2 separate regions of the Homo sapiens genome follow, and region 2 is linked to region 1. A link is an interaction called in ENCODE POLR2A ChIA-PET data of the cell type or tissue named here. Cell type or tissue: MCF 10A. All regions are shown on one strand. Each heading gives the region's core, and the rest is flanking DNA. Links, peaks and the distances in the headings are about the cores only.

The links. ChIA-PET counts read pairs that join two places held together with the same protein. Peaks named below come from ENCODE experiments on the same cell type or tissue, not always from the same donor. Only the 100,000 strongest peaks of a DNase experiment are listed, where the experiment ranks them.
Region 2: POLR2A ChIA-PET joins it to region 1 with 5 read pairs; 1 of 35 experiments calls an interaction of 5 or more read pairs at or near these places.

Annotation. Positions count from the first base shown.
Region 1 is chrX:16,686,305-16,697,325 of GRCh38, reverse strand. It overlaps CTPS2 (CTP synthase 2), which reads left to right. Exons shown (of 19, transcript NM_175859.3): 5 at 3,839-3,955; 6 at 4,102-4,185; 7 at 5,706-5,786; 8 at 7,725-7,876. Among named protein-coding and RNA genes, the nearest start is that of CTPS2, 21 kb to the left of the region's middle. In MCF 10A, for the core only: a CTCF peak has its summit at 2,038 (motif pointing right); a DNase peak (open chromatin) is centred at 2,045.
Region 2 is chrX:16,637,452-16,648,472 of GRCh38, reverse strand. It overlaps CTPS2 (CTP synthase 2), which reads left to right. Exons shown (of 19, transcript NM_175859.3): 14 at 9,230-9,326. Among named protein-coding and RNA genes, the nearest start is that of S100G, 7.2 kb to the left of the region's middle. In MCF 10A, for the core only: no CTCF peak of the experiment used is centred there; a DNase peak (open chromatin) is centred at 5,092.

The DNA of each region.
Region 1 (11,021 bases), core at 620-3,119:
CTTAATTGCCGGGCGAAAGAGCAGAATAATGACCAATTTGGTTCTTAGAGTCAGGCTGCCTCAGTTTGTATTTCTGCAGTGACCCCTGAGCCACGTATAGCTCAGTGATTAAGAGTCTGGAGGCAAACTGTCTGGGTTTGTAGCCTAGCAAGGTCACTTATGGGGAGGAGGGGGTGACCTTGGGCAAGTTTGCTCAACCTCTCTGTGCCTCTTTAACTCATTTAACTCATTTGTAACTCATTGTTTTGAAGATTAAATAAGTCTCTACACTTAGTGCTTAGAATGGTGTCACAGATATAGTAAGTGCTTAAAAATTATTAGCTATTATTAAGATGCCTGTATGACTTTTGGAAAATTCTCACAGTTTCAACGTCCTCATTTGTAATAATGTAATAATATAATATTATAATAATAAGATAATAACAGGATTGGGGATTAAATGCAATGTATCAGAGCACTTTGCAATGTCTGGCATTTAGGAAGTGCTCAGTGAACATAAGTTAGCTATTATTATTGTCATCAATGTAAGTGTTAGCAGATATCATGATATGTAGAAGATCCATTTTGTTAATAGTAGAACTGATAAAGTTACTGGCTATTTATTTTTTATAGATAGGGTCTCGCTATGTTGCCTCGGGCTGGAGTGCAGTAGCTATCCACAGGTGCGATCAAAGCCCACTGCAGCCTCAAACTTCTGGGCTCAACCAATCATCTTGCCTCAGCCTCCCAAGTAGCTGGGACTACAGTGTACCACCACTATGCCTGGCAAATTTTTAATTTTATTTCTTATTCTACCCTTGAATTGACTTGTCTTCACAATGATTAATTTAGCACTTAATATGTACTAGCCCTGATGATAGCTGCTAAGGATGTGAGGTTGAGTGTGATCTGACTCCTGCTCTCCAGGAGCTCATTGGCTGGATTTTAAATTTCATGGAAACAGGGAAACTGACAAACAGAACCCCTTCTCCGTTATAACCCTGATGTTTATATTTGCTTATTGGATACTAGTGGTCAACCATCCTCTTTGGTTGATTGTAAGTTGTGTTCAACAGTTGTGTCTGTGCACCATTTAAGCTTTTGAAGAAGGACTGCCAAAGCTGATTTTTAGTTTTAATCATAGAGGAGCTGTTGAAATGTCTTCAAAGCCATTTTTATGAGTGAGACCTCAACTTCTCATACCAGTGGAGCTGACAGGTTTTATTTATATTAGTACGAGTTATCTTGGCATGAACCTGAAATAATTTATGCTTGTCTTAAAGGAATAACAGTTTTCTTTCTTCTTGTTTATTTTCCAAAAAAGAAGACTCAGCCAAGTGTGGTGGTGCAGGTCTGTAGTCCCAGCTACTTGGGAGGCTGAGGCAGGAGGATCATTTATACCCAGGAGTTTGAGGCCGCAGTGAGCCATGATCTCACTACTGCACTCCAGCCTGGGTGGCAGAGCGAGACTCTGTCTTTAAAAAAAATTTAAAAAGGGCCGGGTGTGGTGGCTCACGCCTGTAATCCCAGCACTTTGGGAGGCTGAGGCGGGTGGATCACGAGGTCAGGAGATCGAGGCCATCCTGTCTAACACGGTGAAACCCCGTCTCTACTAAAAATACAAAAAATTAGCCGGGCGTGGTGGTGGGCGCCTATAGTCCCAGCTACTCAGGAGGCTGAGGCAGGAGAATGGCGTGCACCCAGGAGGCGGAGCTTGCAGTGAGCCGACATCGCGCCATTGCACTCCAGCCTGGGCAACAGAGCGAGACTCCATCTCAAAAATAAATAAATAAATAAATAAAAATAAAAAAAGAAAAAGAAAAAAGACTTTCATTAAAGACAAAGGCAAAAACAACTTTGCACATCTCATAAATTTGCTGCTGCTTCCATTTCAGCATAAAGTATTGTTATAGGTGATATTTTCCCTTTTATCTGGGGCAACAGTTAACTTCAAACTATTCCAGTAGTAATATTGAAGGTTTCTGAACACGATAATGTGGGTGACCTAGAGGTATGGTAATGGGAACTTCTGAATTAGCAGGGAGACTGTAGTACCGCTGCTGACCACGTGAGGGCAGAAGCTGATAATGTTTGAAGTTGGCCTCCTTTTGGCATTCACTATTATTGACCCCCCAGAGAATCCCCATCAAAACACAAGATGGAAGCACACGGTTTAGTTTAAGTGCAGACCTCTGGTTTTCCTTAGAAAAAATAAATGATTTTCAAAAATTAGATTTTGGTGCCTTGTATTTAGTGGGTACTTACACTCACTTCACCCCTGCCAAGTTCCTGATTGCATGTGATGTTTTCATTTCGTTGAGTTGTTGTTGTTGTTGTTGTTGTTTTTTAAAGAGACAGTGTCTTACTCTGTTCCCTAGGCTGGAGTGCAGTGGTATGATCATGACTCACTGCAGCCTGGACTTCTCCAGGCTCAAGCGATCCTCCCACCTCAGCCTCCTGAGTGGCTGGGACCATAGGCGCCGTGCCGCCATGCCCAGCTAATTTTTTATGTTTTTGTGGAGGCAAGGTCTCACTTTGTTGCCCATGCTGGTCTCAAACTCCTGTGCTCAAGTGATACACCTGCCTCCCAAAGTGTTGGGATTACAGGTGTGAGCCACTGCACCCAGCCCTGGCTTTGGTTCTGCTGTAATTTTGGTAACAGGTACTAGAACACTGTTCCTTAGGGCTTATATTGAATTTCAGGACCTTTCTGTCCTGGCCCGACTACTAAACTAAACCTCCAGTGCTGCATGCAGGGTACTGGGCTCATGCCCTCATGGGGCTTACAGTCTAGTGGGGTAGAGAGCCAGGAAACAAAGACGGAAATGAAATAGAGGCAACTTGTGCTGAATTCCTAGGATGGGTACAGTGCTGTGACAAGGGCTAGTGGGATATAGGCTGCTTTAGGTGGGGGGTCAGAGTCTGCCCTCCAAGGAGGGTCAGAGTCCGCCCTCCAAGGAGGATGCATCTCTCTTGGACTGGAGGATAAAGAGGTTGCTGTAGATGAAGAAGGAGGGTAGGAGGGCTTAAGGAGCAGGAAGGAAGAGCATGGAGTACCCAAGAGGCCAGCGGGGAGGGGACCAGATGGCATTGGAGACTCAGTGCAAGGGCCAGGTCCTGAGAGCCTTTTGTTGGCTGCATTAAGGAGATTTGATGCTAGTTTTTTGTTTTTGTTTTTGTTTTGAGATGGAGTCTCGCTCTGTCGCCCAGGCTGGAGTGCAACGGTGTGATCTCGACTCACTGCAACCTCTGCCTCCTGGGTTCAAGCGATTCTCCTGCCTCAGCCTCCCGAGTAGCTGGGACTACAGGTGTGCCCCACCACGTCCAGCTAATTTTTGTATTTTTAGTAGAGACAGGGTTTCACCATGTTGGCCAGGATGGTCCCGATCTCCTGACCTGTGATCCGCCCGCCTCGGCCTCCCAAAGTGCTGGGATTACAAGCATGAGCCACTGCGCCTGGCCTTATTGTTAGTTTTAATGAAGCAATGGGCTACTGAAGAGTATACACGTGGAGAAATCTTTTTTGAAGTTTTATTTTTTATTTTTATATTTTTTCAGAGAAAGGGTCTCGCTCTGTCATCTAGGCTGGAATGCAGTGGGATGATCATGACTCACTGCAGCCTTGACCTCCTGGGCTCAAGTGATCCTCCTGCCTTGGCCTCCCAAAGCGCTGGGATCATAGGTGTGAGCCGCCATACCCAGCCACAATTTAGTGATTTTGAACGTATTTATAAACCTCTGTGTAACCATCAAACTTTAGTTCTCATGCTCGGTTTATTAAGAACTCTTTTTATTAGCTTGTGTACTGTGGGAGATGTGTGGTCATTTGTGTCTTTTTTTGTTTGTTTTCCATTCCCAGCTGGGAGGCACCATTGGAGACATCGAAGGAATGCCGTTTGTGGAGGCGTTTAGACAATTCCAGTTTAAGGCGAAAAGAGAGAATTTCTGTAATATCCACGTTAGCCTTGTCCCACAGGTGGGCTTTCCAGATAAGTATGTGGACAGCAACTTTGATAAGTTTTCCTATGATATTCTATGTGTCCTGCATTTGAAAGTGGGGCACCATTAATCATCCATAGGAGCTAGTGTCCAGTGTGCTGACGGGACCCCATTTTTTTTCAGCTCAGTGCTACCGGAGAACAAAAAACCAAACCCACCCAAAACAGCGTCCGCGCACTGAGGGGTTTAGGCCTGTCTCCAGATCTGGTGAGTTGAGGACAGTGGGTAAGTCTATCCTGAAGGTCTCTGGGAGCAGGACCTTCACTTCTTTTTTTTTTTTTTTTTTAATTTGAGACGGAGTCTTGCTCTGTCACCCAGGCTGGAGTGCAGTGGTGCAGTCTTGGCTCATTGCAACCTCCGCCTCCTGGGTTCAAGCGATTCTCCTGTCTCAGCCTCCAGAGTATCTGGACTACAGGCACATGCCACCACACCTGGATAATTTTGGTATTTTTAGTAGAGACAGAGTTTTGTCATGTTGGCTAGGCTGGTCTTGAATTCCTGACCTCAGGTGATCCGCCCGCCTCAGCCTCCCAAAGTGCTTGGGATTACAGCCAAGAGCCACCATGCCTGGCTGCCCTTCACTTCTTTATCTTTATCATCATCTAAGTCCTTTCTCATTCTCAAACGGCTCCTGTGACAATGAGGTTTTTCTATCTGGGAGCCGGAAAAGGCTTATTCCCTTAGCCTCAAGTGTTGCTTCAATCTGTTCTTCCCTAGGCTCTCATTTGATGGGCCACATTGATAGTTGGGCAAGTGTGATGTCCTGTCATTTATATGATTCCTGGATTCTTTAGAATGAAGGTGAAACCTTGGGATTTTCCTGTGACCCTGCTATCAATGATAACCCTGTGATGGGTTATCACTGCTCTTTTTTTCTTTTTGAGACGGGGTCTGGCTCTGTTGCCCAGGCTGGAGTACAGTGGTGTGATCTTGGCTCACTGCAACCTCTGCCTCCTGGGCTGAAGTGATTCTCCCACCTCAGCCTCTTGAGTAGCTGATACTAGAGGTGCACGCTACCACAGCGCACTAATTTTTGTGTGGTGTGTGTGTGTGTGTGTGTGTGTGTTTGTAGAGACAGGGTTTTGCTATGTTACTGAGGCTGGTCTCGAACTCCTGGGTTCAACCAATCCTCCTGCCTTGGCCTCCTAAAGTGCTGGGATTGCACCACGCCCAGTCCGCTGCTCTTATTTTTAGTCTAAACAGTGATGTGTCCTTATAGCAGGTGATCCAGTCATCACCAGTAGTCTCTGTCAGAGGTTGACAAATAACAGCCCACAACTTGCTTGCCTGTTTTTGTAAGTAAAGTTTTATTGGCATGCAGTCACACCCATTCATTTACATATTGTCTGTAGCTGCTTTCACACTGCACCTCAATTGAGGATCAGGACAGTGACTGTGTCACCTGCAAACCTAAAATATTTCCCATCTGGCCCTTTTGAGAAAAAGTTTGTTAACCCCGATCTAGCTCTTTTCTTGTAGTTAATGAAGCAACACTTGTGAGCCTGGACTCTGTTCACCAGAGACGTCTCGATGTTTCGAGTTCTTACTGATACACTTATGCTGAATTTGATTATACTTATATTAGTGCTCAGACCAATTTCTAATAGTCCAGTGGAATGTCCAAAGTGAACAAGTACATACTTGGCCAAGTTTCTTGTAAAAAGAAATGAATGTGGCATCCTGCTGAAAGTGAATCCTGTTTGCTGAAGCATAACTGGCTTTGACAGATTGTCTGCCGAAGTTCAACGCCCATTGAGATGGCCGTGAAGGAGAAGATTTCTATGTTTTGTCACGTGAACCCTGAACAGGTTGGTGCTGCTCTTTAGATTTTATTGTCTGGCAGGCACTTCTGCTGATGCCAGTGTTTTGTACCTCTTCAATGATCATATTACTTTTCACGGCATTTATGCAAGCACTGGGGAACCCTGATCCAACCATGATTCCCTAGCCCTTAAGTGAGATAGGATGCATGTTTCTTTGCATGATCACTCAACTTATGTCACAAAACCAGGGTGGGCTTTCTTTTCTTGAGACAGAGTGTCACTCTGTCACCCAGGCTGGAGTGCAGTGGCATGATCTCAGCTCACCGCAACCTCTGCCTCCTGGGTTCAAGCAATTCTCTTATTTTAGCCTCCTGAGCAGCTGAGATTATAGGCATGCGCCACCACGCCTGGCTAATTTTTTTGTATTTTTAGTAGAGATGGGGTTTTGCCATGTTGGCCAGGCTGGTCTCGAACTCCTGACCTCAGATGATCCGCCCGCCTCAGCCTCCCATAGTGCTGGGATTACAGGCGTGAGCCATCGTGCCCAGTACCAGGGTGGGTGTTTAACTCACAGTCAAACCTCTAGAGAGAGAACCACATGAAGCCTACTTATCATCTCTTTATCTTGTGTTTCCTTCTGGAACACTTACTGCTTTCACTCATTTCTCCTCTCTACCTGTGGCAGCTTAAGTCACCCCAAACACACGAGCACGTTGACATTCGCACTAGCTCTTCTGACTCCATCAGTGGGCTCAGTTGACTTCATTGGTACAGAAACTGTACTGTGATTTGGGCTTAGGTTCTCTGCTCTGTAGGGCTTTCCACCTTGGTATTCTGATAATTCGCTTTTCTTTTTTCTTTCCTTCTCTCATCTCTGTCTCTTGATTCCAATAAGGCTTGGTTATAAGGGATTGGAGTTACCTATAGTTTAAAGAGAGTGATATAAATGGTGCTCAGGAAAAGGGTGAGGTTTGGCAGAAATCTTTTCTTCAGATTATAACTCTGGGTTCTCTGAAGTCTAAAAATGATCAAATTGAATTTTGGCATCTTGGAAAATAGTCTGATGGAGAGCCCCCTGCCTGATGCCTCAGAGTCATTGCCGAAGTCTGAACTACTTTGAAAAATGTGATGGCAGATTGAAGGGACACTTCTGCATCTGTATGTTGATATGTTGTCATGCCATTTTGTTTGCGTCCAATCTTTTTTTTTTTTTGAGACAGAGTTTCACTATTGTCACCCAGGCTGGAATGCAGTGGTGCACTCTTGGCTCAGTGCAACCTCTGCCTCCTGGGTTCAAGCGATTCTCCTGCCTCAGCCTCCTGAGTAGCTGGGATTATAGGTGTGTGTCACCATGCCTGGCTAATTTTTGTATTTTTAGTAGAGATGGGGTTTCACCATGTTGGCCAGGCTGGTCTTGAACTCCTGACCTCAGATGATCCGCCTGCCTCAGCCTCCAAAAGTGCTGGAATTACAGGCGTGAGCCACCACACCTGACCTGTCCAATCGTTTTGTGTACACTTCTTTTTTTTTTTTGAGATACAGTCTTGCTCTGTCACCCAGGCTGGTATGCAATGGTGCGATCTCGACTCACTGCAACCTCCGCCTCCTGGGTTCCAGCGATTCTCCTGCGTCAGCCTCTTGAGTTGCTGGGATTATAGGCACATGTCACCATGCCCAGCTAATTTTTGCATTTTTAATACAGGTGGGGTTTCACCATGTTGGTCAGGCTGGTCTCGAACTCCTGACATCAGGTGATCTGCCCGCCTCGGCCTCCCATAGTGCTGGGATTAGTTTTCTAATTAAATGAAGCTAACCTTGTGCAAATTCTGATGCTAGCTTTGGTTGCTGGGTTTTTGTGTGTGCGTGTGTGTGTGTTATATCAGTGTAAATAAACTGCCAGTCTCTGCTGAATTTTGTTTCATTCTTGTGGTGGCATATTTGAATAGATCCATCTAAGTATGGTGATTTCTCATCGCCACTTAGGTCATATGTATCCATGATGTTTCTTCCACATACCGAGTTCCTGTGCTTTTAGAGGAACAAAGCATTGTGAAATATTTTAAGGAGAGATTGCACCTGCCCATCGGTGATTCTGCAAGTAATTTGCTTTTTAAGTGGAGAAATATGGCTGACAGGTAAGCGAAAGGAATTACTTGTATAATCTTTAATAATTTTTGAGTTTGGGGGTAGAACTAAGACCTACTTGAAAGGGTAAGCGTGTGTATTTGGCATTTTGCGTGTGCACATTTTGGTCTGGATATGTCTAAAGATGGAGCATACTGTTGCGGTGCTTTGCTGTATTATTTGAAGATTTCTGGAGCCTTTGATTTTGTTATACATAAACCAAAGTGAATTAAAGGAATTCGAATTCTGGAAGGAATGTTTTTTTAGCTCTGGAAGGATTCTGATTTATTTGATTTATTTGCTAGTTCATTTTTTAGTTTCTGAATATTTAAAATTTTTTTTTGTTTGTTTTCTTTTTTCTTTTTTGAGAGTCTTGCTCTGTCACCCAGGCGGGAGTGCAGTGGCACGATCTCGGCTCACTGCAACCTCCACCTCCTGGGCTCAAGTCATCCTCCCACTTCAGCCTCCTGAGTAGCTGAGACTAGAGGCACACACCACCACACCCGGCTAATATATATTTTTTTTTTTTTGTAGAGACGGGATTTTTCTATGTTACCCACACTGGTCTTGAACTCCTGGGCTCAAGTGATCTGCCCACCTTGGCCTCCCAAAGTGCTGGGATTATAGGCATGAGCCACCATGCCTGGCCTTAAACAGTTTTAAACTTCACAGGTTTTTTGTTTTGTTTTGTTTTGCTTGTTTTTAAGATTTGGCTAACTTTTCCTAAAGAAAATCATTTTGGATGGGAACTTTTGGCTATGCTAGTTTTGTTTCATCCTGCATTCATTAACTGTTCAGCATAATTATTAAAACTCCTGATGGATTCTAACTTTCAGACAAGTATATTAATTTAAGCAAAGTTTCTCTATTTTGAAGTTATATGAAAATTAAGCTGTGTGCAGTGGCACTTACCTGTAGTCTCAGCTACTTGGAAGGCTGAGGTGAGAGGATCACTTGAGCCCAGGAGTTGGAGGCCAGCCTGAGCAACATAGCGAGACCCTGTATCTTAAAAAAAAAAAAAAAGGGAAATTAAGTCCCTGTCACTTGTTTTCTTTTTTTTTGAGATGGAGTGTCACTGTGTCGCCCAGGCTGGAGTGCAGTGGTGCGATCTTGGCTCACTACAACCTCTGCCTCCTGGGTTCACGCCATTCTCCTGCCTCAGCCTCCTGAGTAGCTGGGATTACAGGCGCCCGCCACCATGCCCAGCTAATTTTTTGTGTTTTTAGTAGAGACGGGGGTTTCACCATGTTTGCCAGGCTGGTCTCGAACTTCTGACCTCAGGCGATTCGCCTGTCTAGGCCTCCCAAAGTGCTGGGGTTACAGGTGTGAGCCACCGCGCCCGGCCCTGTTTTCTTTTACTAAATGTAGTTGAGATGGGACTTCTTGGGCAGCTTAGGTGAGCGCCAGTAGGTGCAGCTGTTACGTATGTAGGTTCTGGACTCAAATCCTGGCCTCTTCTCTTACCAGCTGTGTGAGTTTGGGTGATTACTTAACCTATCTAGGCTTTTTTTCCCTTCTGTATATAATAAGGGGATACCAGTGCCTACCTAGTGGCAATTATGAGAGGAAACCTTAAAGACTTAACATTGAGTCACGTACTATAATAAGTATCGGTTGCTGATGTTGGTAACCATAATTAAAATGATGGTGACAAAATTACTGACCCTTGGTAGATGACTAATCAGATTGAGGCTCTCTTGCTCTTTCATTTACAATTTTAAAAAATGCTTTAGATTTTCTGGGGCAAGTGGAATCAGGAAGGAAGAGCAGTTTCTGAGCTTAGATTCTCTAAAACCCTTGCTCTCTAGAGTGCTTAAAGTGCCAGTCATTTCACAGGAATTTTCTAAGTAGCTTGGGGCTGATACACTTTAAGCACTAGAAGTTTTAATATTTTAACTCTTTTTATTGGAAATAGCTCTAAATTATACTCTATGCGTTTATGCTTTTTTTCTTTTTCTTTTCTTTCTTTTTTTTTTTTTTTTTTTTGACACAGGGTGTTGCTCTGTTGCCCAGGCTGGAGTGCAGTGGTGCAATCTCAGCTCACTGCAGCCTCGACCTCCTGGGCTCAAGCGATCCTCCTGCCTCAGCGTCCCCAGTAGCTGGGACCACAGGTGCGCTACACCACGGCCAACTAATTTTTGTATTTTTAGTAGAGACGGGGTTTTGCCATCTTGCTCAAGTGATCTTCCTGCCTCGGCCTCCCAAAGTGTTGGGATTACAGGAATGAGCCATATGCCTGGCGCTTCTGTGCTTTTTAAAGCCACATGTTTGGTCTTTGTATTAGCTTCCTGGGGGCTGCCATAACAATGACCACTAACTGGGCAGCTTAAAAAAACACAACAGGAATTTATTCTCTCACAGTCCTGGAGGTCAGAAGTGCAAAATCAATGCATCCACAGGGTTGGTTCCTTCTAGAGGCTCTGCAGGAGATTCTCTGCCACACCCCTTCTCCTGGCTTCTGGTGGCTGCCAGCAATCAGTGGTGTTCCTTGGCTTGTGGCCACATCACTCCAATCTTGTCCTCCATCTTTTATTTCCTTATTTATTTTTTTTTTTTTGAGATGGAGTCTCACTCTGTCACCCAGGCTGGAGTGCAGTGGTGCAACCAGGGCTTAATGCAACCTTGAACTTCTGGGCTCAAGTGATCCTCCTGCCTCAGCCTCCCAGGTAGCTGGGACTACAGGTGCATGCCACCATGCTTGGCTAATTTTTGTGTTTTTTATAGAGACAGGGTTTCACCATGTTGCCCAGCCTGGTCTCAAACTCCTGAGCTCAAGCAATCCACCTGGTTTAGCCTCCTAACGTGTTGGGATTAAAGGCGTGAGCCACCATGCCCAGCCTTTGGCCTCCAGGCCTCCATCTTCACATCACCTTCTCACTTGTGTCTTCTTCCCTTCTCTTCTTTTGTAAGGATGCTTGTCATTGGATGTAAGGCAGGCCCTAATCCAGGATGATCTCAGCTGGAGAGCCTTACTTATGTCTGCAAAGACCCTTTTTCCAAACAAGGTCACATTCACAGGTTTTGGGGACAAATTTCTTTGGGGGGGGGCCACCATTCAACTCACTACAGCCTTTTTATTTTTAATTTTTATGGGTACATAGTAGGTGTATATATTTGTAGGGTACATGAGATATTTGGTACAGGCATATAATGCAT
Region 2 (11,021 bases), core at 3,813-6,312, 52 kb after region 1:
TTCAGATCTACAGAAAAGTGGCAAGAATAGTGCAATGAACACCAGTCTGCCTTTCGACTAGATTCACTAATTGCGAACATCTCCACATTTGCTTTCTCTTTCTCTGGACAGATACTTTCCTCCACCCCTGAGTCATTTGAGAATCAATTACAAACATCCAGATGCTTCCCCCCTGAGCACCTCAGCATCTGTCTCCTAAGGACAAAGACATTCTCCTATGTAACCACAATGCCATTATCATAGCCCACGTCAAATCTCTCCAATTGTTGAATAGCATCTTAAATCATCTTTTCTCTCAAATTACCACTAGTGAGCTAAAATCAAATGGGGTGTTTATTATGTTTTGCATCTGGTTTTTTTGTTTATTTTTTTGAAGCCACTTCACTGTGTCACTCAGGTTGGAGTGCAGTGGCGTGAACACAGCTCACTGCAGCCTCAACCTCCATGGGCTCAGGTGATCCTCCTACCTCAGCCTCCCGAGTAGCTGGGACTACAGGCATGTGCCACCATGCCCGGATACATATATATATATTTTGTGTATTTCTTGTAGAAAAATACAACATGGGTTTTGCCATGTTGCCCAGGATGGTCTCCAACTCCTGGGCTCAAATGATCTGCCCGCCTCAGTCTCCCAAACTGCTGGGATTACAGGCGTGAGCCACTGCACCTGGCCTATTTTTTGCATCTGAAGAAATGATTTTAATAACTATATGTCATCTTAGTAACGATATAGGATGAAAGATAACATGTTCTATATAATACACCCATATATTACATATGACGTGTGTATGTATATATAAAAATTATCTCTAAGAAAAACTTTTGGAGCAGTATTGGTTAATAGTCTTCTAGGCTACAAATCTCTTCTTTCAAGGGACAACTTCTGATTAGAATCAGCCCAATGCGGCCGGGCACGGTGGTTCACGCCTATAATCCCAGCACTTTGGGAGGCCGAGGTGGGCGGATCACCTGAGGTCAGGAGTTCGAGACCAGCCTGACCAACATGGAGAAACCTCATCTCTACTAAAAATACAAAAATTAGCCAGGCGTGGTGGTGCATGTTTGTAATTCCAGCTACTCGGGAAACTGAGGCAGGAGAATTGCTTGAACCCGGGAGGTGGAAGTTGCGTTGAGCTGAGATCCTGCCATTACACTCCAGCCTGGGCAATAAGAGCGAAACTTTGTCTCAAAAAAAAAAAAAAAAAAAAAAAAAAAAAGAATGGGCCCAATGCTGCCTATTGTCAGAATTTATACTTGTAGCGAATGCTAGCAAAACTTGAACTTGAAAAACAGCCTGTGCGGCTTCTTAAGTTTTTACTTGCTCACTTCTACCAGTCACATCTCTTGTCTCTTATTTTTCTCTTTACCCATAGACTTAAAAGCATGAGGGTAAACTTGCACTTGGAAGCATGAAAAATCCACTAATAGATACTCTTGTGAAACATTAACTAAAAATATATGGAGACAAGTGATAATTACAGGGTGTGTTCACAAGAGTGCGTTTTGAAACCAGAGAAGGGGGGAAACGACAGGCACAAGGGTGGTAATGGGAAAATGGAGAGGCAAAGGTTATTTATCACCTCACTGTTCAATTGTTTGATCTTTGGACAGGCTTAATTTTTCCTAGGAAAGCCAAGAGTAACATATTTTAAGAGCTCTGGGCACCACAGGCTTCTGTGGGTTATTCTGCTTGAAGGTGACAGCATGCAATGTCTTGAAAAGCACCTTCAGGAAGAGGGTACAGTGTTAGTACCTGGTCCCTGCAAAACAAAATGGGTGTGAAATGCTATCCATGGGTTCTTGTTATCTTTGATCCTGAAGTTTAAAAGAGACCTTGAATACTCAAATGCTGCTTTCCCAGAAAGTATAGCTTGCTTGTCACCTGACCTGGTGTCTACCTTCCCTGGACCTTCAGACAAAGTTCACTTCCAACCTTTGCCTGGGCTGTGAGGCTCACTGTCTTTTGGGTCAGCCTGTGCTCACCTTCAGCAGTTGAGTTCCCAGAGGTCTCCTGACCATAGCCTGTGCTTCTTGAGTGCGTATCTTTACTATGGGCAGTGTGCTGACCTAGGCACCCAACTCCCACGGCCTCCTTAAATCCTTGCTGCAACTTTATGAAGTGGATGCTGTTGGTCCCCCCAGTCTGTAGAGACATCCAAGGACCTGCTCAGGGTCACACTGCTGGTCAGCAGTAGAGCTGGGATTCAAGTTCAGGCCCAGCCTGCACCCTCAACCACCGTGCCACATGCCCCTCCCAGGAGAAGGGCTTCTCTGAGGACAACCATTGTATGTTAACATTAGGACCACAGGTAGTATCACACTTAAGTGTTAGGTTTACATCTGGAGGTATAAGAAGGTTCTTTTTCTGAGGTGTAAGAAAGTTCTTTTCCTGATGAAAATGATATAGGCCTTTGTCTGTTTTGCACTGCTATAACAGAGTACCTGAGACTGGCTAATTTATAAAGAAGAGAAATTTATTTCCTCACAGTTCTGGAGGGTGGCTGGGAAGTCCCAGATCAAGGTGCTGGCATCTGGTGAGGGCCTTCTTGCTGTGTCATCATGTGGTAGAAGGCATCACATGGGTGAGAGAGAGGGAAGGGGACTGAACTCATCCTTTTACCAGGAACCCATTCCCATGATAACTAACCCATTCCAATGATAATGGCATTAATCCATTCATGGGGGCAGAGCCCTTATAACTTAATTGCTTCTTAAAGATTCCACCTCTCAACACTGTTGCACTGAGGATTAAGCTTGCAACACATCAACTTTGGGGAATGCATTCAAACCATAGCAGCTTTCTTTTACTGGTGGGGAAAAAAACAAGTTTAAAAGACTGGAAAAATACATACGTACTTATGGGACTGCTCATTGATTTCCTCATTGTAGATTCCATTCTCACACTACTTGGTGACACAGCAGCGCAGGTTGGAAGCCAGAAATGGGAAATAAACTGCTTCAGGTTAGAGGCAGGACTCTGTCAGGCAGGACTGGGCATAGTGTGTACTCGGCCTCTGAGTAGGGCACCACCCCTCCCTTCCCGTCTGCTGAAGAGACTCACCTGCAACTTGGGACATCCATGAGTATCTCAGACACCCCTCTGCTACTCTGTGGCCCACTGACCCATCCCTTAGTCTCCCCTGTTAGTTTTTAATACACTTAAAACACTGTGAGATTCCAGGCCGGGTACAGTGGCTCATGCCTGTAATCCTAGCACTTTGGGAGGCTGAGGCGTGTGGTTCACAGGGTCAGGAGATCGAGACCATCCTGGCTAACACGGTGAAACCCCGTCTCTACTAAAAATACAAAAAAAAAAAAAAAAGTTAGCCGGGCATGGTGGCGGGCGCCTGTAGTCCCAGCTACTCAGGAGGCTGAGGCAGGAGAATGGCGTGAACCCGGGAGGCGGAGCTTGCAGTGAGCCGAGATCGTGCCACTGCACTCCAGCCTGGGCGACAGAGCAAGACTCCGTCTCAAAAAAACAAAAAACAAAAAACACTGAGAGATTCCATTATTGAGTACTTGATCTGAACTTGACACTGTGTCGAACTCCTCAGTGGAGATGGAAAATAAAAAGATCTAATCCTTGTGCTTGATGAGCCTACACTTAATTTATGAGAGGAGATGCATTTATGAAATAATAGAGGAAGTTAAAGCTGTTTGTAGTAAATAACGGTATTAGATTCCTATGGCTGTTGTAACAAATTACCACAAACACAGTGGCTTAAAACACATATACATTTCTTCTGGAAGTCAGAGATATAAAGTGGGTTGGCAGGGCAGTGTTCCTTCTGGAGGGTGTACGAGAGAATCCATTTCCTTGCTTTTTCCAGCTTCTAGAGGCCACTTGCCCACGGCCATCCTCCATCTTCAAAGCCAGCAGCATAGCATCTTCCAGTCTCTCTGATCTCTGCTTTGTGGTCATATCCCCTTTTCTGACCCTGACCCTCCTGCCTTCCTGTTTTAAGAGCCTTTGTGGTTACAATGGGCCCACCCTGATAATCCAGAATCTTCCCTTCTCAAGAGCCTCAATTTACAGGCTGGGCATGGTGGCTAATTCCTGTAATCCCAGAACTTTGGGAGGCCAAGGCTGGAGGATCATTTGAAGCCAGGAGTTCCAGACCAGCCTGGGCAACATGGCGAAACCCCATCTCTACAAAAAAATACCAAAAAATTAGCCGGGCATGGTGGCATGCACCTGTGGCCCCAGCTACTTGGAAGGCTGAGGTGGGAGGATCACTTGAAGCCAGGAGTCAGAGGCTGTAATGAGCTATGATCATGCCACTGCACCCCAGCCTTGGAGACAGAGTGAGATCCTGTCTCAAAAAAAAAAAAAGATCCTCAACTTAATCACATCTGCAAAGTCCCTTTTGCCACAGATTCATAGGTTTCAGGGACTAGGATGCGGATATCTTTAGGGTAGGGGAGGCATTATTCAGTCTCCTACTATGAGTTACTGAAAATGAATTGATGATGTATAGGTTATTTATTTGGTAGGCTGAGCATAACAATGGCATTAATTATGAGGCAGTAAGGGGAACTGGAGGGGGCCCCTAAAGCATGAGGAATGGGAGGGAGAAGGTATCTTGGGAAAAGTAGAGAAGGAGGTGGTCTGTGTGTAGTATGGTGGTGGGTAGGAGAGTGGAGGTGCCATTGACAATGGCCCCAGCTAGCTGTGGTAGAAGCTACAGGTTCGAATACATGAGGAGGGCATGGCTAGTCTGGGCTCCTGTGTGAGGTAGGACCTGAGAGCCACCCAGAAGAGTTTAGGTTTAGTCTGTAGTGATGGAGGCTGCTGGAGCTAGCAGTGCAACCCAACATTAGGGAAAGTAATGCTGATGTAAAACTGCTTGATACTTTATGTACAATTTGAATATGACTTAGAATCAAAATCAGAATCAGGCTTGAAAACCTAATGAGCAGTAGGAAAGGAATGAATTGGAGAATACTTGTAAAGAATACTAGAGGAGGCCGGGCGTGGTGGCTCATGCCTATAATCCCAGCACTTTGGGAGGCTGAGGTGGGCGGATTGCTTCAGCCCAGGAATTCAAGACCAGCCTGGGCAACATGATGAAACCCCGATGCTACAAAGTGGAAAAAAAAAATGCTAGAGGAAATTGCTGTATGTTGCCTAAGAGTCTGGAAATAGAAATAGCTGCTGGTGAGTAGGCTTTCCCTTTGTCTCCAGGTGAAATATTCAACGATGAGGAACAAAAGGAAAGCTGGGCTTACCAGGGTAGGTCAGGTAGGTCCAGTCAGGAATTTCACTGTTGCTAAGAGAACCTAACTCCTGTAGACTTTGTTGTTTAAGGCACCTGGGATGCTGTAAAGTCTTGAACTCATTACACTTTTATTATGGGCTGCAGAAAACATCAGTAAAGGTTAATTAGTGCCATATTTATCCTTACATGCTGATTTTACATCTCCTAAAGCTTTATCACTTATTGATCCTTTTTTATTTTTCTCATACTATATGGCTCAGTTCCAAGAGAGGACAAATCTGGGGATCAGATGACAGCCAGTATTTAGGCTGAATTAGAGGAAGCAAAGGCAATCCTTTTGCAATGGAAGATGCGTTTTCCTTTCAGATGCAAAAATCTAGAGTATTTTGGAAATGTTGGTGTTAAATCTAAAGCATATTTGAGATTATTTTCTTTAACCACCCCAGTAACAATAAAATAGATATGTTTTGAAACTGTGATGTTCTCCTGTCTCTCAGGCTTTTAGTGGAAGGAATGCAAGGAACAAAGACATTTTTGTTAATTTTTGCTGCTGAATCAGGTTGCTTATAACCCAAGAGGCAGCCAGCCATCATCATCTTGTAGGATCCAGCTTGTAGGATCATCTGATAACTCTGCAAGGCAGCTGGTGTGTCAGGCTTGGGCACCATAGTCTCTGCCTTGCCCTGACCTTCCGCTTCCTGAGTGTTGGGGTTCCACCAGCTGGTGCCTGGCAGCGTTCTTTGCCTGAGTATGTGATGGTGATTCCCAGATGAGATCTCCTAAGCTAGGCCCACACAGAACCTTCCTGTTCCCTCCCTCCATCAGCGACTTGCCTGTCAATTCTCTCCCTGCTTTTCTCCTTTCACTGATGTTCAGGGCAACATTTGGTACTGGAGACCTATTTTCACCTGCTTCCCACCTCTTCTCTAGCATTTTTTGCCTTCTCCACTGGTTCCTACGCTAGCATGTTTTAATCAGAGGATCACAGTGGCATTTATACCTTGGATTTTCTTTCTGTGCTATCATTTCAGGAGAAGGTAGCGTTTATTACTTCTGAAAACAGCAGGGATAATGTGAACTAATACCCTAGTGTAAGGCCTAAATACTACATTTTACTCTTGATGACTTAAACTTGTATTTTCATTAGTAAAATACGATGTGCAAAGTTTAAAAAGCCAACAGTTCTGAAAAGCCTATAATGACAAAGTCATTAATCCTCACTCCCTCTGTACCACTCTTTAGCTTCTTCTAGCTCTTTCTCTGTGTTTGTCTCCATGTTGCTAAATAATCTCATAGTATTCTTTGAGGACTTTTTAGACTTCTCCCGCTTTGTTGAAGGAGTTTTTAATGCTCTTAGGCAGCCCCTATGCCCACTGCATTTTCCTTCTCTCCCCACCTCCCACCCCTACACTTGACTTTTGGAAATATTTTCTGGTCTTCAAGTGTTTGTCAAGTTCATCCCAAGTAAGCAGTAAGGCAGATTTCCTGTTCTTTTTCTTTTCTTTTGTTTACATTTTTGAGACAAGGTCTTGCTCTGTCATCCAGGCTGGAGTGCAGTGGTGTGATCATAGCTCACTGCAACCTCCGCCTCCTAGGCTCTAGCAATCTTTCCACCTCAGCCTCCTGAATAGCTGGGACTGCAGCCTGTGCCACCACACCCAGCTAATTTTTGTATTTTTTGTAGAGACCATATTGTCCAGGCTGGTCTCGAACTTCTGGCTCCAGTGATCTGTCTGCCTTGGTCTCCCAAAGGGTTGGGATTGCAGGCGTGAGCCACTGCACCTGGCCTCCTGTTCTTAGTTGGCTAATTTTACTCTAATCTCAATGCTTCATACCAGAATATTTCTTGAATACCAACCTTGCCAGTAACTGAACAAACTACATGTAAAGACTCTTCTTGGGTATTGGGTATTGGGACCCAACACAGTGAGGAAGACTGAAGAGTCGTAGTGCACTTCTATCAAGAAATTAGGGGAGGTTATCCCTGTAGTCTGCCTAGATGGTTCAGGTTGTCTGAAACTTAAATGGAAGTTGAGGCTCTGAATACACGTAGGACTTCTGAATCTGTGGCAGGTGGTGCAGTCTTACCTGATTTAGAGAATACATAGAGAGGCCAGGCATCTATGTGCAACTCAGCTTCATCGGCCAGAAGTGAATGCCCTATCTCACCTCACTCCAGTAATACTTAACCTAGCCATAATTAGCTAACCAAAGATAGGAACAAGATGCCAAGGCCAAGAGCACTTGAGAATTGAGCAGTCCATCTAACAAGGGAGGTCATCGAGTTTCTTCTCCACCCTTTCCCTGAAGTAACTCTTGGAGCAAGCTTGGGACACTGTGTTCAGATGGCTCGGAAAGTTCTGGGGCACTGATAAGATCAGACATTTTGTTGGGAATTTTTTACCTCAGAAAATTCCAGTTGTCAAAGATTCCTGTAGAGCAATATGTGGCAATTACGGTATGGGAAAAAAACAACAACAACAAATGAAAGGTTTTATGAGAGGGAAGCTCAAGCAATTCCATTAGAACAGGTCGACTCACCCAACTGTAGTCTGTTCTAACAACTTTAAAAAAGAAGATGAGATGAAACCATGAGATCGTAGTGAACAGAACTGAGAAAACAGATGAATTACGAGACTCACCAGGATAGGCTTTTCATAAAAATCACCTGTTTCTCAATTTCTGCAGTGCGATTGTGATCATAAATATAAAGCCACTCCGGCTCTCAAAGATTGACTGTCTCTCCCACAAAGCACTCGCCAGACACAAACTGAGAGAAAGGCAGGGATGGGGAAGAACCTCGTTCTGTGAGGGCACAGAGAGAGGACCCTGACTCAGCTATGGCTCCCAGAAATACCAGCTCCTGGAGTGGCTGATGTTGGATAGTGGAGCTAAGATTTCAGGGTTAAGCATGGTTTCATTTAGGAAAAGAGGGCAGAGGAATGGGAGGAGATTGTCCAGGCAGAGGGCACAGTGTGGGCCAAGTCGCCACGGCGGGAGGAAAGGAGATGCAGTTGAAAAACTCAAAGAACCAGCACTCAGGGTGAGAGGGGCAGGGAATATAAGATAAGGCTGGACGGTTAGGCTGGCCTGATACCATGAGGTCAAGGGTTTCAAGCAGGAAAAATGCCGCACTAAGATTTGCTGTGTGAATAGACCACTCTGCCTGCAGTAGGTAGGGTGTGCTGGGGCCATGGGAATGTTGAGTGGCCAGTCAGTGAGCCATTGCTGTAGCCTGGGAGAAGGCTGGAGAGAAGTGGATGGATGCGGGAATTCTGGAGGGGATAAATCCACAGGACTTGACAGAGTGGCTATGAGGGAGAGGGAGCGATCAAGGGTGCCACTTAAGTTTCCGACCTACAGAGTGTGCTAGACTGGATGATACTTCTTTCTTTCTTTTCTTTTCTTTTCCTTTTCTTTTCTTCTTTCTTTCTTTCTTTCTTTCTTTCTTTCTTTCTTTCTTTCTTTCTTTCTTTTCTTTTCCTTTTCTTTTCCTTTCTCTTTCTTTCTTTCTTTCTTTCTCTTTTTTTGGAATCCCTCTAATGGTTTTCTATAAATAGGTTCTTTTGGTATACCTTTCCACAGTACAAGTACTGATAGATTTGCTTATGGAAAATCTTTAGGGAATGCACTGGGCAGTGGGGGAAGAGGGTTATCATGAAAGATGTGAACACCGAAGTGGGAGGCCTCAGCAATCCAGATCTCGAAGTGTGAGGACTACTTGGAACTGATGGTTTGAGTAATGGCAGGAGGGACATCATCAAGATGCTCCTGATACATTGTTTTATAAGTGATTTAAATGAAAGATGAGAAGCAGATGGAAAGGAAGTACAATGTGCAGTGTGTCTATGTCATGCCTGTATTTGAACATGATCGTTGGAAAGACTGATCAAATGTTATAGTTTAGGGACCATGCTTACCCAATGATCATTCCTTTAAACGTAAAGCTTGAAATTTGGGAAATGACATTTTTACAAGATGGCAAAACTGGACTTGTTTTGTTTTCTAAGGTGATTGATATGCCCGAGCACAACCCTGGCAATTTGGGAGGAACAATGAGACTGGGAATAAGAAGAACTGTTTTCAAAACTGAAAATTCAATATTAAGTAAGTTTCCCATATTGTTTATTTTACAAGATGTTGGATGTGGCTCATGTGACTGCAGGTGCCCAGCACTCTGGGTGGTGGAGACTCCCCCTGCCCCTTCCAGCATCCTCGGAGGGCCCTGATTCTCTCTCTTCCCATCTCCCCTGCCCTCACTGACCCTCTGCTCTGGGCATTCTTCTCCCTAGTAAGCTTGTCCCTTGGGCTGGCCTCAGTAGAACACACTGAATGCCCCTCCGCATTTGATCTGCGTGACTCCCTGTTCATTGGGCTGTTTTGTGAGTTACCGATGCTCCTGGAGATGAACTTGGACTGGGACTTGGACTGATTCACACTCAGTTCTTTTGAATCCACAGTTCTCTCCATTACATTTGAACCGGTTCCCTGTTTAATGTCTGTTTGCCTGGTCTTAGTGACTCACAAATGAACTTCCGAGTAGGAGGGCAGTTATGCACCTCAGAAGCGTATTTCTCTGTTCCCTGGCAGCCCCAGTGTGGGGAGATGGCTCGCCATTTGATATTTGCTGATCTTTCCACTCCCCATAAGGTTAATTCTAATTTCTGTGGAACTTTTTCATAAATTAGCATATTATATAAGAATAACTTATTGTTTAAAACAAACTAAAGCCTTTAATTCAATTTAATAAATGTATCTTGAGTGCCCACTCTGTGCCATGTGCAGATATAATAGTGACCAGGACAGATACCAGCCCTGCCCTCCTAGGGCCTCAAAACAAGGGGAAGAAATGTGACAAAAGGGGAAGGCAGATTGCTAAGGGGACCGGATGCAGAGAGGGAGCTCAGGAATTGTGAGTGTTCAGTGTCATTTTCGTGAAATTATAAGAATCCCTTAGAATCCTGTGAAGTTATAAGAATTCTTTTTTTTTTTTTTTTTTGAGACAGAGTCTCGCTCTGTCACCCAGGCTGGAGTGCAGTGGCACGATTTCGGCTCACTGCAAGCTCCGCCTCCTGGGTTGACGTCATTCTCCTGCCTCAGCCTCCCGAGTAGCTGGGACTACAGGCGCCTACCACCGCGCCCGGCTAATTTTTTGTATTTTTAGTAGAGATGGGGTTTCACAGTGTTAGCCAGGATGGTCTTGATCTCCTGACCTCATGATCTGCCCGCCTCGGCCTCCCAAAGTGCTGGGATTACAGGCGTGAGTCACCACGCCCGGCAAGAATTCTTCAGAAAAATGCCTTCTTAACTCAAGAAAGAGTAAGACCAGAAATATGAGCTTTTCCTTTAAAGATGAATATAAACCTTCTAAGGAATAGAAAGCTTCCTAGCCAGAATGAAATTAAAAAAGGAAAGGCTTCAAAGTGAATACAGTTTCCTCCTTTCTCTGCATAAAAAGCCATTGTTCTCTAAGTCACTAACATTTTTCCTTACACATACTATATAAGAACTTTTTTTCTTCATGAATGTTAGCAATTCTGTAGCTTTCAGGTGTCTTCAGATTCTATGAAACTTTGTTCAAGTAATTGCCTACGTGACAAAAAATGGTTGGTGAAAAATTAATGTCCTAAAATTATATCTATTGAGAAAGATTCAGTGATAATTGTACTAAGTTTTTAAAAAGAGCATTGTACTCAATATAGTTAAAAATTTGATAGATATAAGTCTGATTTAAGATTTTTCTTGGCCAGTCGCACTGGCTCACACCAGCACTTTGGGAGGCTGTGGCCGGCAGATTGCTTG